Regions from separate parts of the Homo sapiens genome. Here region 2 is linked to region 1. The links are chromatin contacts, found by Hi-C or POLR2A ChIA-PET in ENCODE. All regions are on one chromosome and are shown on one strand. Each heading gives the region's core, a stretch centred on a gene start or an enhancer-like site at or near the end of the contact. The rest is flanking DNA. Distances are from core to core; before and after follow the strand shown. Region 1 overlaps MEIS1 (Meis homeobox 1). Region 2 overlaps MEIS1 (Meis homeobox 1).

The links. A loop is a pair of places that touch in the nucleus more often than their neighbours do. ChIA-PET counts read pairs that join two places held with the same protein, here RNA polymerase II (POLR2A). Pooled maps may share reads with other maps.
Region 2: a loop to region 1 is called in a pooled map, with 3 times the contacts of the local background. The contact joins two enhancer-like sites. A Hi-C loop is called at or near these places in 6 of 168 maps with a recorded cell type or tissue (PC-3, aorta, ascending aorta and 3 more) and 4 of 50 pooled maps. POLR2A ChIA-PET finds 5 or more read pairs at or near these places in 3 of 52 experiments (K562, MCF 10A and activated CD8-positive, alpha-beta memory T cell).

What each region holds. Positions count from the first base shown.
Region 1 is chr2:66,504,944-66,512,205 of GRCh38, forward strand. It overlaps MEIS1 (Meis homeobox 1), which reads left to right. Exons shown (of 13, transcript NM_002398.3): 8 at 7,206-7,262. Among named protein-coding and RNA genes, the nearest start is that of LINC01798, 65 kb to the right of the region's middle. RefSeq lists enhancers at 2,249-5,512, 2,310-3,253, 2,648-4,175. Within about 2 kb of position 3,733, at least 4 of the 41 ENCODE cell types and tissues checked have a DNase peak (open chromatin) inside an H3K27ac peak, as active enhancers do; they include endothelial cell of umbilical vein, where a contact is called at or near this core.
Region 2 is chr2:66,551,362-66,558,623 of GRCh38, forward strand. All of the region lies in intron 9 of MEIS1 (Meis homeobox 1), which reads left to right. It overlaps LOC124900511 (a long non-coding RNA gene), which reads left to right. Exons shown (of 2, transcript XR_007086610.1): 1 at 1-4,010; 2 at 4,310-7,262. Among named protein-coding and RNA genes, the nearest start is that of LINC01798, 19 kb to the right of the region's middle. RefSeq lists an enhancer at 3,247-5,065. Within about 2 kb of position 3,955, at least 7 of the 41 ENCODE cell types and tissues checked have a DNase peak (open chromatin) inside an H3K27ac peak, as active enhancers do; they include endothelial cell of umbilical vein, where a contact is called at or near this core.

The DNA of each region.
Region 1 (7,262 bases), core at 2,483-4,982:
AACAAGGAAGCCTTAAATATCTATGGATAAGAGAAGATACAAAAGTGAGGCCAAGGAGTTAACAGAATCCTAATTAAAGATAAACTTGGATCATTACCTATTTGTATATTGGCTGCAGAGTTGTATACTTCATATACATATGAAGTATAGTGTGTTTCTCTTGAAAATGTGTAATAAGACCTAAGGGGTTGGCCAGACACAGGGCCTAAGACAGATAATCCAAGCACTTGGAAGGCTGAGGCAGGAGGTTGCTTGAGGCCAGGAGTTTGAGACCAGCCTGGGAAACATAGTGAGACCCCTGTCTCTACCAAAAATTAGCTGGTGTGGTGCCATGCACCTGTAGTCCTAGCTACTCTAGAGGCTGAGGCCTGAAGATCCCTTGAGCCCAGGAGTTTGAGGTTACAGTGAACTATGATCATGCCACTACAGTACAGTATGGGTAACAGAGTGAAACACTGTCTCTTAAAAAAGGAAAAAAGAAAAGACTTAAGGGGCTGTATTATGTCTTCAGGGAAAAGCTGATACGATTACTTGAAAAAAAATCAAGGAAAGCCAGAGTTCTAGAGTTTTATATATTTAGCATCAGATATTTGATGTTTAAAATGCCGGCCTGAAGTTTGAGCTGAGGATCAAATTGTCTGCTTAGAAACAACTGAGTTTCTCAGCTATGGTAAACCTGGGAAATGTGCAAAGGGGGGAATATAATTAATTAATTCACTGGGAAAAAATGCAGAAAGAAACAACCTTTGCTCAGAAAAGATGCACAAACAGCAAGAAATTTTAGTTAAGTAAATGATTTTAAATTATAATTGCAGAAAGTAGTGATATATTTCTGAAAGGCTATGGTAGACATCATAAAGAATTCTGATACCTTAACTCTTAGTCCATCTTTTGTGCAAGATGATCTTAAAGGTTTAGAAGAAATATCCCAGCTCTGAGAAATGTATTTCTTCCATGTTTTCTTATAGTTTTTTATTGATTTTCATTGGTGAATATTTTTCAAGAGTTTAATTTAGATATGTCTCAAAAAGAAATGTAAGGGATGAAAATGCAAACTATGGTTTTCTTCCTACAGCGAAAAAGATACATTCATTTATTCATTTTATAAGCGATGAACAAGTTTGTACACTGTACACTGGAGTAACGCCAGGATTTGAGAGCAGAGAGGTGCATGACTTGGTTCCTGCCTTCTCAGACCCTGTAGTCAAATCAGGGAAAGAGATATGGAAATAAACAGTTTTAGCAGAGTGTTAGGATGGAGGAATGCCAGTAAAAGAAAAATCACCTGGTTGGTGGGTGGGATTGGTGTGTCACTAAATCAGCTACAGTCCAGCAAATACCTCTTAGAGGAGATGGCCATTGAGCTGAGCTGTAAAGGTCACCAGGAAGTTTGTCATGTTGTTGGGGGAAGCAAGCGAAGACTGCTGCAAGGAATGGGACTAGGATAAGGAAATGCAAAGAGGTAGAGAGAGCAGTGCATGGTGCCATGAGAACTTCAAGTCTGCTCAGGACCGGAGGTGGAGCTGTGAGTGCCAGTGCGTATGGGGACTTGGCAAATACTAGGCTGGAAAAACACCCAGGAGAGAGATCGTGAAAGGCCTTCCACGCCAGGCTAAGAAGTATAACCTTTATTCTGAAGGCAAAGGGTAGCCACCAAAGGATTTTAAGTACCAGGGTGATATGATCAGATATATGCTTTAGAAAAATCATTCTGGCAGCTATTATATATTCTAAATGAAGATAAAACATCTCCTTAAGACCTCTGAAGTATTCCAGCTGGTTCCTGAAGAAGGGATGTCTATAATTCTTGCCATATATCCTCTTAACATACCATAGAAACATTATCCCACCTGAATTCTGGCTAACTAGACTTAACCATGACCTGGAGAAATAGGTTTGGGGTAGTTGTTACATTTTTCCTAATAACCCTGGACATCAGGCACACCCAGAGAGGCCACTGTAAAGGAAACCCAGCCTTTCCATATTGATGGGGTGTTTGTGTCAGCAGCCACTAGCAAGGCAGGATGTTCTACACACTTTTCAAGGGGTGAGATGCCATTTTCCCTCATGTAGATACTCTATGGGAGAAACATGCAAGAGAAAAAAGAAACCTTCATGTTGGGCTTTCTTTTTGCTGACAATAAGATCATGCAACAATATCCTATTTGCATGAAAATGTAGCCATCTTACAACAGGAACTATACATTCATAAGCATACTTTTGAATGGACCATTTGGAAAACTTTTTAGGCACAATCGAATTTATGCAGTATCAAGAGATACAACTATAAATGGCCTGATTTTTGAGTCTAGGTACGTTTTGGGATTAAACACTGTTCCTAAACACTGGAAGAGGAGAAAAGTAAAGTTTAAAGAGAGGATATGGCCCAAAACTGTGGAGTCTCAATACAAAATTGTAAATGAAAATGATCTTGAAGTCACTGTGGCTTCCAGCTTGGCTTCTAGAAAAACAAGGGGGTCCACAACCTTACACGTTCATTTGCCCTGGCAGTTGAAAGTTCATCTCCTTAATTAGGAGTTTTGCTTCTATGACATAAAGAGCCCTCTAATAGAAAACCTATTTTATTTTTACCTGATGGCCCACTGACACAGGAAGTTCTGATCAGTTGTGATGTAAATCTTAGGAGCTGTTTTGGGTTTTGTTGTTGCTTCACTCTGAGTAGGTTTAGGGGAACAGCAGTCCTGAGAGGACAGGAGTTAGTAGGGAGAGAAAAAAAATGGAAGCAAGGCTTTGACCTGCCGGAGAGGAGCCCCTGCTGACACGGTCAGTCTGACCCATTGAATGGCCTGAATACGATAAATGCCGCTTTATCCTGCCTTGAAAGGCACGAGATAGCACAGTCTAAATGCCTGGGCATGCTTAAATAGGCGACTCGGGATGTTTGAGTTGAGAGTGTTTGAAATCTGAGCTCTCTGACAGCCTGGGAGCTGCCACAGGTCACCTGCCTTGCTCCGTAGGGACAGGCCCAGGTCTCACAAGAAATTGTCCGTAGACGAATTGTAGTACAAATTCCTTTCTTTGTTGGTTGGCCTCTTTCACTAGACCATGGCCTATAAAATTTTGTAAAAACAATTCTTAAATATTATTTGAAAGGGCAAATGGCCCACGCTGAAAGGTTTGACAGTTTGACATATAGTGCATGGTTTTGATAGCTCGGAAACTGAAAAGTGTGGCCAAGATTCTCCCCCTGCTCGTTAGAAACCTGGTGTTTTTTTAAATAGTGTCTTGTTGCTGTGCAGAGTTCCTCTGCTCCTTGAAATCTGACAGGCAATGAGTCTGCTCCAGTGATCTTAAATCCTTTTAGACTAATTTGTGAGAGAGTAGCAAAGTACTGTAGCTAGCACCTTTGAGTCCAGCATCCAAGAGGCACAGAACCAGGTATTGCCAATTAAGGAGCCATTCCGATAATCGTATCAAAGCAGATTGCTTTAGAGTCTTATAATGCCCGAGCCTGTGCCTAGAGAGAGAGGAACCCAGAGTTTCACTTCAATGAGGGGGAAAAAAGAGACTGGAGTGGCCCGGTCTCATCAGAGCCCAGGAAGTTGCAGGGAGAGGATTTCTGCATTAGAATGTTGCATATGTGCGGCCTGTGTGTGCGCAGCCCCGGCCGCTGCCTCTGCATAGCCAAAGGCCATTTTCAGGAGCCTCTGGCCCCTCAGTCACTGGCCTGCTAGTTAATTGCCACACGGACTTCATGACACATGGGCAGATAATATGACATTTTCAGTTTCTGTCACTAGCAAACGCCACAACGTTGCTTGCACTAGTTGCTAAGAAGCTGTCAGAAACCATTAGCGGTTGGCTAAAGTCGCCCTATGGCATTTCCTCATAGCATCAGCAAAACGAGCATAAATCACCCACTGGAGCCTACTGCTATCCTAATGAGGCTGTAAGCTTGTTTATGGACTAGCATCATTTTTATGATTATTTCCACCTTTTCAGTTTGCCTTCATTTGGCGGCAGGAGAAGTCAGCTCCAGGAATGAAGTCACTGCTGACATTTTACAAATGTGGTTCAGAGCTGCTGCCTGCTGCCGTGTGGTCGGCCGGCGGTTCTCCAAGTTTGTTTAGTGATCTCAAAAGTAAAAAAGGAAAGAAATTCTCGAGAGACCACATTGAGGTGACTATATCAAATTGCGGAGTGAATGGAAATGCTAAAGGTACAATTGACCATTTAGACTTTCCTCTGAGGTTGAGACATTTCCAGATCAATTTTCAATTTTAGAAAGTGGAAGAGGTTAAACAATTTATTAAAATCTATGAAAGTGTTTGCTTTTAGAATAGTCTGTTTTATTATGCTCTTCTCCTTCCCCATCTTCTCCATTTCCCTAACTTGTGTCGGAAAGGAGCAGGGTTTATTGTTTTAGGCTTTTCTGAACATGCACCAGTATTTACACTGGATTGAAAGCATTTGCTTCCAATGAAAATCTTGTCTTAGATTACAACCCAGCAGTGTAATTTCCCTCCCAGATGGGAGTAAAGTAGCTGTATTTGCCTAAAAACAGTAGGAAGAACAAACTGTGCATTAAGCCAAGGCTGTTTTTGGCTTGAGCTAATGATGTAATAGAAACCTTTTATTCAGGAGAGGTCACTGCCAGGGACTGAAGGGGGTGATCTGGCTCCTGCTTGAAAGGTTTCTCCATTGTATCTACATAAGTCTTCACTTAAAAAATTCTGTTCCTAATGCTTCTGCTTTCATACAGCAGAAATAAACAGGAAAGGTTCTGGTGAGTGTTACACATGGAATGCAGAAAGCCTTCCTCTCCTAATGGAGTATATAATTCAGGTGCCCTCAAGGCACGCTTTCAGGAATTCTTTTGCCTGAGGTAATGGGAAGCTAAGGTTGCTTTAAGGCCTTGATTATCTATTGATGCACAAAGCTGGAAAAAAGTCATCTCTGCTGGATTATAGTAGATATTTCCATAAATTATCAATGAATTCTCTTCTAGGCAGGCACTATGCATTGCTTGCTAAATTAATCTGAAGGGGTTTGAGGTGGATAAAAAGGCTATTTTTTTTAAAGGTGGAAAATAATCATGGGGAGGTGGTGAAAACAGTATTGTAAGGTTATAAGCTTTTCATTTTTAATCAATGATCAGGTCGTATGTGTCTTTTCCTTGGTTACCTTTTGCATATTGAAAGTGGATTAGCCCATTGAAAATTTAAATGCTGTTGAGTTGTTTTCTTTTCTCATGTTTCTTTAATGAATTGTTATTTTATATGGTAAACTGCTTCTCTGAATAAAAAGGCTGTTTAAATACTGGACTTTCAAAGAATTTATTAGGCAAATCCAAGGGGACTTCTCATAAAATACTTGGTTATGCAAATAAAGAGTTTGGTTGGGTGGAAGGAGTGCTGATTTACAGATGTAGGGGTCTGGAACAGCACAGACCCCAGTAGTTCCATGCCAGGGTACATGACCTTGGCCCAGTCAGAGAACATAGCATTTTCTTCACTGATACAACAATGGCTTTGGAGTGGTGGGTTTTCATGATCTTTTCCAAGTGAACACAAGATATGTTTCTGTTAAACTTTTAATGAAACAGATAGATTTTAAATATAATAAAATTACAGATTTTTAATGAATAAAAGTTTAGAATCAGAAAAGTTTTGCAAAAGTTTTGCATTTATAGCATATTCTGTAATAATAGTAGAAATGTTGGAATTAGTTTGTTCCTCACCCAACAAACTTTCTAAACTTCATCTCAGTACAAGTTAAGGCAATTGAAAAAAAAAAATTGAGGAATGCTTTTCTTTTCTTTTTTTCACAGGAGAGAGATGGGTCTGCTGAGGGAGCTGTTAAAAACAGTTGATTAGTTGCAACATACCTACTATAGATTAGACAGAAATAACTGAAATTGAACTAGAGAATTATTTTTTTATGTAGGACCTAATAACAGAAATGAGAAATACAGAAATTCATGAAGCCATGGAAATGAACCTGAGGCTATGTGCAGGAAACTTGTCTTACCAAAGTTTCAGGTTCTTTGGGTCGTGTAGTTGGCTCTCCAGTGGCTTATTTAACCCAGTGAATGTGCTCTTGGGTGTATTTTTTTTTTACCTCATTTCTAAGCCTGGCTGCTATAGCTCTTCCGTTTGGGCCCAGATCAACCTGTCGGTTTCTAAGAGAACGGTTGACCGAGCTAAGCTACTTTTTAGTGTAATGGGTCTTGTCCTTTGTTGTTTTCCTTTTTGACTTTGATGCCAAGGCAAAAAATACCTACTTTCCATTTGTACCTTGTAACTTATTTTGAACAGTTATATGGGTTAAATTTTTATTTTTTCTTATTAAACATGGCATTTTAAAAAAGAAATACTAACTTTTTAAATTTCATTATGTCACAGAGCCAAAATATTTTCTAGAATAAAGAGTGTAAATGTTATAATAAAAATCAATAGAAAAATAGGATCCAATATAGAGGAATATGTTAGCAGGTGATTTTTCAGTGTGAAAAATGCTAGGTTTACCTAGCATGAATTTTAGAAACTGCCTGAATTATTAGTGTAATACAATTCTAATTTACTATTAATTTAGCATTACCTTATTTGATTTACACAGTAATTGTTTTTTAATTAAGAAACTATGTCAGGGGTTTTTCCTTTACTAAACTTGATGCTTTCTCTCTATTACAAGAAAAATTATATTTTATTTGAAGCATTCCTATGTCAAACTGCTTATATGATGGATTACCTACATTTCCCCATCCTAGTTTAACTAGTCTTAAGATAGATCACTTGTGGAAATAGTTGATATCTTAAATGAATCTTCTCACAAGTCAATGTCAATGACTGTGGGATTTGAATGCCCAGGCAGCCATAGCGCCACAGCTAATGACTGCCACCATGTTTAACTCCCCGGTAGGAGTTACACTTAACCTGTCTCAGCTATACATATTGGAATAATTACCATAGCAACAAAGCCACAAGGGGATTGGATATTTCCCTCCATTCCCTTTGACTTTTGGCAATGTTCTTTGGAAGAAGTTCTTTAGACCTGACTGCTCTTGAGCCTAGGCCTTGTTCTTTCTCTGTCTTGGAAAACAAAACACAACAAAAAAACAGTACCAAAGAAACTATTAATCATTTAAATTTGCTCTTTTGGTTTTGTTTATATCCAAAGGCATTCTATTTGAATAAAGCATGTCAAGGTAGCATCAGTCAAAATTTGATTCGCTATGTTTGCAGGTGATGGCTTGGACAACAGTGTAGCTTCCCCCAGCACAGGTGACGATGATGACCCTG
Region 2 (7,262 bases), core at 2,705-5,204, 47 kb after region 1:
TAAAAGTAAAACAATAAGACTGATTTGATTAATTAAGAGAAAATCTGGAAAAAAGAAAATCTCGTTATAACTCTTATTTTGGTCCAATTGTCAGAATAAAAATGGAGAGAAAGAATCTTAAAATGGTTGGCATCAGTACTTACAGCATGTGGGCCCTAGGATGGAATGTGAAATTTATTAGATGTGACATTGTGGGCCAAGTCTATGCCAATAAATTTTTTGAGAATTGAGGCAATTATGTAAATAATTTGAGTAAAATATTTTTAAATAAATTATCTAAGTATTTGATGTGACTGCATATTTTTAAAAAATCAACCTCCATAACTAGTTGTCTAAATATTTCAATCTAGTATGTTGTGGTTGACTTAGATTTAAAAGTGTAATCATTTTCGAAACATAATATGCACCAGAGATTTATGTATTCTTCCTTCTTTGGTCCCTTGCTCCCAATTATAATTTTATCCAAAAATGATAAATAATAGCATCAGGGGCTTTTGTCTCTTTGCTTTTTTACTGTTGTTGTGGTTTTAACAAATACTTATGTTATATCAGCAGTGCAAACATTACCAATATGCAAATGTTTTAGTAATTTAAGTAGAAACATCTTAAATTTTGAGATTAGATGGTTGTTTAGACCTTTAAGTATTTAAGTAGAACTTTATGGAAGACACACACACACACACACACACACACACAATCAATACTTGGTTGTTTTTTCTCCTGAATAGACCAACTTAATTTTTTTATATTGAAAATGTGAGTGTAGAATGGTCAGATAAAAATTCCCTTATACATGATCACACCAGTGTTGCGGACCTGGGAATTCCCTGTGATGAAAACTTATCTCTTGTACTTGTGTCGTACTTACTGGATGCCTCAGTTGCCTCCTGCCTCAGCAGAGTTTTGGCCTAGGGTGTACTGAATACATTTTACAGTTTCTTTGTTTACTACTCCTCATCCAAACACTTTCCTATTAAGTTCTGATATTAAATGATTATCCCTTTATGCTCTGAGAAGGCAATATGGGTTTTAGGTGCAAAATATATAGTGTATGTGAAATACAGTATTTATATATAGAGAAAAATTATTCTCCATCAAGAGAGCATATAAAATTCCAGGTTCCATCCTAGCAGCCAAGATGACACTGTTCAGAACTATGGTACTCTACATTTCTTAGATTTAGTGCTCATACCAGATTTTCCTAGTTATTTCATTTATTGCTTTCAAAGCTGCAAAGCATTCAGGCATCACTTCCCATTTATTATGAGTGGGAAAAAAGTATGTTATCCTTGGAGATTTATGCCACTGGCAAGTAAAAATGTAAACTTATTTTTTAAAAATAAGATCTCCTTTATTATAATAAACAGATTCAGCTGTTAAAGGTCAAGTTTCTTTCTGAGTTATGGTAATAATATAGCAAATACTTTTACAAATAATCAAAGATTCTATAAATATAGGTACCTGTTTAGATGTAAATGTTAAAACATTCACAAATTATCCTTTCAACTTCTGTGATCTAAAAATCAATAGGGGTCATAGGGTTTCATAGAATTGTTCTGCTTTTTCTTCCAACATAATTTAATAATACATTTTACAGATGTTGTTTGAATATTAGACACAGATTGTTTTGTCAATAAAGTTAAACAGAGGTATGACACAAAAGCAAGGAAAACAGATGTAAAAAAAAGAAAAAAACAGTACACGATGCAAGAAGCTCTGGGTCACTTGTTTGCTATTCAACTACAAAATTAAAGTGTGGGCTGTATGGTGATTTTCCTTGCCTAGGAATCACCTAGGGATGGAACAGCTTCACACATAGAAAGTAATTGTATTAAGCAGGTGGTTTAACTTTTTCCCTTGAGAATTGAAGTGTAACCTACATTTAAAGTAGACTTCCTAATTGATCAATGGAGTAACAGGTGCGGTATATTAAAAAGAAAAAGGAGAAATATAAATGGAAGAACTCCCCAGAATATTTCAGAATGGGTTGTTGTTCTTCAAGCCTCGGTTAATTGCTATGCTTTTCACCTTGAGTGTCAATTCTAATAATATTACCTTTACAGACGCTTACTCTGGGCTTAGATTATAGCAATCAGTAATACTCACTAGATAAAATACTGTCTAGTTGCTCATAAGAAAATATTGAAATCAGTCAAAAAATGTTTAGCTTGCATATTGCCTGAGACAGAGCTGGCGGGGCGCCAGACAGGCAGGGTATTATTAGGAAAGCTGAGCAAATAGCTCGCAGGGAAAAGAGCTGTGAATTTAGAAACCTTCAGGTATTGTCATGTCAGAGAGTCTTAAGAGTTCAACAGAGACACTGCTTTTTTTTTCCTTCAGATTTAAAAAATTTCCAACAAACAATCTTCTTTGAAAATGACTCTGCAGTCTGTTAAATATACTTTGTTGTAAGTTTTACACCATAAGTTTACTCAGAGCTTTTCCCCACTGCATAAAATCACATCGTTAATACTGTTAAAGACGAAAGCTCCTTATGAAAGAGTACACTTTGAAACACTGTGCTGGCTGGAAAAACCCTGCCCCTTCCACCATGGGGCCCTAAGTCTAGGTGAGAAAAGAAATGAAGGTCTAGGATGTAGGAAGGGTGGATTTGAAAGTCCAAATATGGTTTTGTGTAACCACTGTTTCTCCTCCAGCCAGCATTCAAAGGCAGTTGCTGAGCTTCTCAGGAGGACAAGACACTAGCTGGAAGCTGCAATCCAGCTGGTACAACCTGAGGAATTATGTCGGGACCCTGTAGGGTTGGGGTTCAAGTGAGGCTCAGAGTTGAGTGAGTTGGGAGACTGATTTACCCAGCAGGGACCCAATGTTTCTGAATATCCATGATTCATTTCAAGGCAATGAAACCAGTGACAACGGAGGTTGACTTTGAACATGGTATGCAGGTCAGCACAACTTGTTGCAAATCCTAATTAAGCCAGTCTTCTTGTTTTCAGTGTGTCTGTAAGTATCTGGTCAGAGAAATGCAAACAACAGGCTGTGGGTCATGCAACCCGATGGGGCAGGACTTGACTCCCATTTCCCTGGAGAGGGCATAGGGATGAGGGGCTGAGAGGTGTCACGGTCAAGGGGGAAGAGCTTGGCTACGCCTCATCCATAGGTGGCTAAGGTGTAAGCCTCATGACAATTTAAAATTTACACAGGGCAAGTATGGGAAGGGGAAATGCAGGGACAGGTCGCTGCAATCAAAACATTTCATCCCTCATCCCTACTCCTTGGATTTGGGCGACAGTGTCCTCTGGTTTAAAATGGACAAGTAGGACGAATTAGTCAGGACTCAAAGGACTCTTTTAGCTGTAATATTCTAGACTGTGTAATAATGTGAATCAAAGAGAAGTAAAGTGTGCGCTCTGAAACTCTCATTCCAGCTTTATCCTAGGAGTGGGGAAGGAAAAAAAATACTTTGATAAGGAGACAAACAGAGAAATTAATTAAAAAGTTGTAGTTGTAACTTTCCTCATCTTACATAAGCAAATCAAACACTGTAAAATAAAAACTAGATGAAATTAAACATTATCACAAGACATGAAAAAGATGTGTGCTGTCATTTTAGGATTCATAATAAAGATAAATCAGTTGTTTTTAGCAGTGTGCTATGAGTCTATGAAGGGCATGACAGATAATAGGCTCGAAATTTCTGAAGTTATTGTACAGCAAAATTTGTTTTTTCCTCAGGCATTCAATCTTTTTCTCCAGTAATTTTGAACATGACAAACTTTTTAGTGGATGCATTAATAATCTATAAGTAATGGGTTGTCAGGTGTCAGTTAGATAAGATTAAAAGACTGTTTAAGCATTATCCATTTGCTTCTTTGCATGAGTTTTATAGGTCAGCAGAAATAACTTTTTGAATTGTGGTTGTGTGTACGTGTTCTCTCTCTCTCTCTCTCTCTCTCTCGTCTCTCTCCACCCCCCAAACCCCCCTCCCTCTTTCATTTGGCTCCACTCCAAGCATACGTGGAAGAACCGTATTACATTCCATAAATCCTGTATGTAAGAGCAGATTTGAAACTCACTATGTGAATCAAGGGGACAAATGTCTCAGCTGTCTTCTGTAAATGTATTTTAGTTTTTAAAATGTTACTCTTCATCTTCTCAAAGGAAGCTCTGTAAGGGGAAACAAACTCGGCTAAGAGGGGCATTGAAGCTTTAGACATTAGTAGTTTCCTAGCAAGTCAGGTTTAGGTCTATTCTTGTCAAATATGTCTTAAGTGTGTTTACATATAGTTTGCCTTTCTGGTATTTTCTGCTTGCACAGACCTGATCTCCACCTATTTTGTGTCAACAGTTGCTGAGGCTGGTGTTGGGTGATTAACCGTTAAGCACGGAAGCGCAGTACCCAGAGAGACCCTCTCTCTCCTCTCACTTACATCATCATCTGGCTTCAGGCTGTGCCTACAGAAAACAAACAGCATTTTTGAGTGGTTAAAAAGTCAGCCTGAAATATTAAAAAATGGGGCAAATGTTGCCTCCTGGTTGAATAGAACAGTTTTCTTGAAAAATGGAGTGGAGCCAGGGGCTCGGGGGAAGGAAGTGTTTCCGAGGGCAAACGTTGGTCTTAGATCCGGTCTGCATTGCTCCAGTGTGTGCACGCCGAGGAGCTTTCTGTAGACGCTGAGGGTTATGTTCTGCTTCGTTTTTGATTTTCAAGGGGAAAGAGGACATACAAAACAAAAACAAAAAAAAACCTACAACAACATGGATGCCTGTAACTTTGGCAAATATAAGGCTGTCCTGTTCAATGCCCTCATAAATCATTAATATTTTCCTGTCTATTTTATTTTCATTCTTACAACGCTCTTAGCCTGACCCCTTAATATGGAAAATAATTAACTCTTTCATGCTCCTGATGCCTGAACAATAACAAATAAACAAAAGAATATTAATCTGTTCCGACATATTTGAGAGGTTTCTTTTCCTTTTTACCCTCTTAACTAACCAGTGCCTCACAAGATTAGATCCTATGGTTGAAGAAGGGGAAAAGTATTTCCTTTTTCAAACACATTAACTCCTCCAGGTCTGGGGGAGATGATTGGAGCTACATGTAACTTAGCTCAAAAATAAATGTCCTGCCTTTGGTGAGATCTGGCTTAATATTGATAAAGTCACTTTTTTTTTTTTTTCAAAAACAATATGTTGCCTACGGATGGAAGTTAATGCACCATATAATTATACACACATACACACGTGCATGTAAGTTTTCAGTATTTTTACTCTAGGATGCTAACTAAATCAAATGCAAACCAGTAGTCTTGAGGTTTGTTGTCTGGTTGAAGGGTTTTGTTGGCCTATATCACTAGGACATCTGCAGTGGTTGACTTTGTTTGTTTGCTAGTTTGGGTCATAGTTCAGATGTACTTGGAAAGGGCCGGGGAGTGGGTAGGGGGATGTTTTAAAAGCTTATGGAAAGAATTGAACATGTACAAAAAGATATAGGATCTCAGCCCCCTGGCTGGTTACCTGACAATACTGTTTACAGAAAGGAAAGTATAGTAGGTTATGGCAGAGATTCCTATCCTCAGGACTTGGGGCGGGGTGGGAGGGGGCGCAGAGAGGGGGTAGCGGGGCACATAAGAAGCATGTCACAATCATTTTGAGTGAATATAGTATTTAAAAAGCATATCGAGAATTAAATTTTGTTTTTAGTCATGCTATTTCTTTTGAAATTGCAAATAACAAAGGAATATAAGATTTTTGATGTGTCAAAAGGGAGCATGGATTAAAATTTTAGAAACCCTATGCTACAGAACCATAAAGTAAAAATCCTGGGAGGGAGGGAATTTATGCATCATACGACAGATGAGGCTCAGGGCTAATTAGAGGCAGGGCTAGGACTGGTTCCTAGTCCAGTGCTTCTTCCAGTCCACTAGAATGTACTTATTTTTAACAGCTTTATTGAGATATAATTCATAAACCATCATTTCACCCATTTAATTCAATGGTTTTTAGTGTGTTCACAGAGTTGTGTAACCATCCCCATAGTCAATTAAAAGACATTTTCACCACCTTAAAAAGAAGCCTTGTACCCTTTAGCTATTGCCCCTCTTTATACTTCCGTCTCTCTCTCCAACAGCTCCTGGCAACCACTAATCTACTTTCTGTCTCTATATTTGCCTATTCTAGACATTTCACCAATGTGATCATGGAATACGTGGTATTTTGAGACTGGCTTTTTTCACTAAGCATAATGTTTGCAAGGTTCATCCATGTCATAGCATGTATTATCAGCACTTCATTCCCTTTCAAGGCTGAGCAATGTTCCATTGTATGGATATAAGGTATCTTTTTTTTACCTATTTATCAGTGGATGGGCATTTGATATTCATCTCTTACCATTATAAGCGTTCATATACAAGTTTTGGTACCATTAAGTATTTTTGGGAATGACAGTATAGCAACAAAGACCTGTCTTAGGTTTGTATAATTTGGAAAGCACTTTTCATTCGATCATCCCAATTTCAGCACCTAAACACTGCTAGAAAACTTGCCGGTGAGTGGCAGTTTTCCCACTCAGTTCTCATATTCTTCTCACTACACACTGCTCTCACTTTCCCCGCCACTGGGTAGTGTTTTGACTGTGATAATTACGAGTGATGTTCAAAGAAAAGGAAAGTTGGCTGGGCACAGTGGCTCACGCCTGTAATCCCAGCATTTTGGGAGGCCGAGGGAGGCGGATCACCTGAGGTTGGGAGTTCAAGACCAGCCTGATGAACATAGAAAAACCCCGTCTCTACTAAAAATATAAAATTAGCTGGGAGTGGGGGTGCATGCCTGTAATCCCAGCTACTTGGGAGACTGAGGCAGGAGAATCGCTTGAACGCATAAGGCAGAGGTTGCTGTGAGCCGAGATTGCGCCACTGCACTCCAGCATGGGCAACAAGAGTGAAACTCCATCTCAAAAAAAAAAAAAAAAAAAAAAAAAGAAAAAAAGAAAAGAAAAAGAAAAAGGATAGTCACACTGAAATCCAGCAACTCAGCAGTAAAATGCACAAAGTTCCCTCGAAATGACTTAGATGACCATAAGCATTTTCAAAGATTTGACAGATTCCAAGATGTCATTTTGCTAATGTTATTGTCTTTATTCGAGAGATTGTTTTCCTTTAAGTGTGTTTCCATTTGTATTTTAAAGGTCTACAGGTTACATATTGACATATATTATTACATAGAGCTTAGGTTTCAAGCTTTACTCATTAAAACAGAGGTCACAGTGAACATTCCAAGGATGCATGCAAGCCTCCATT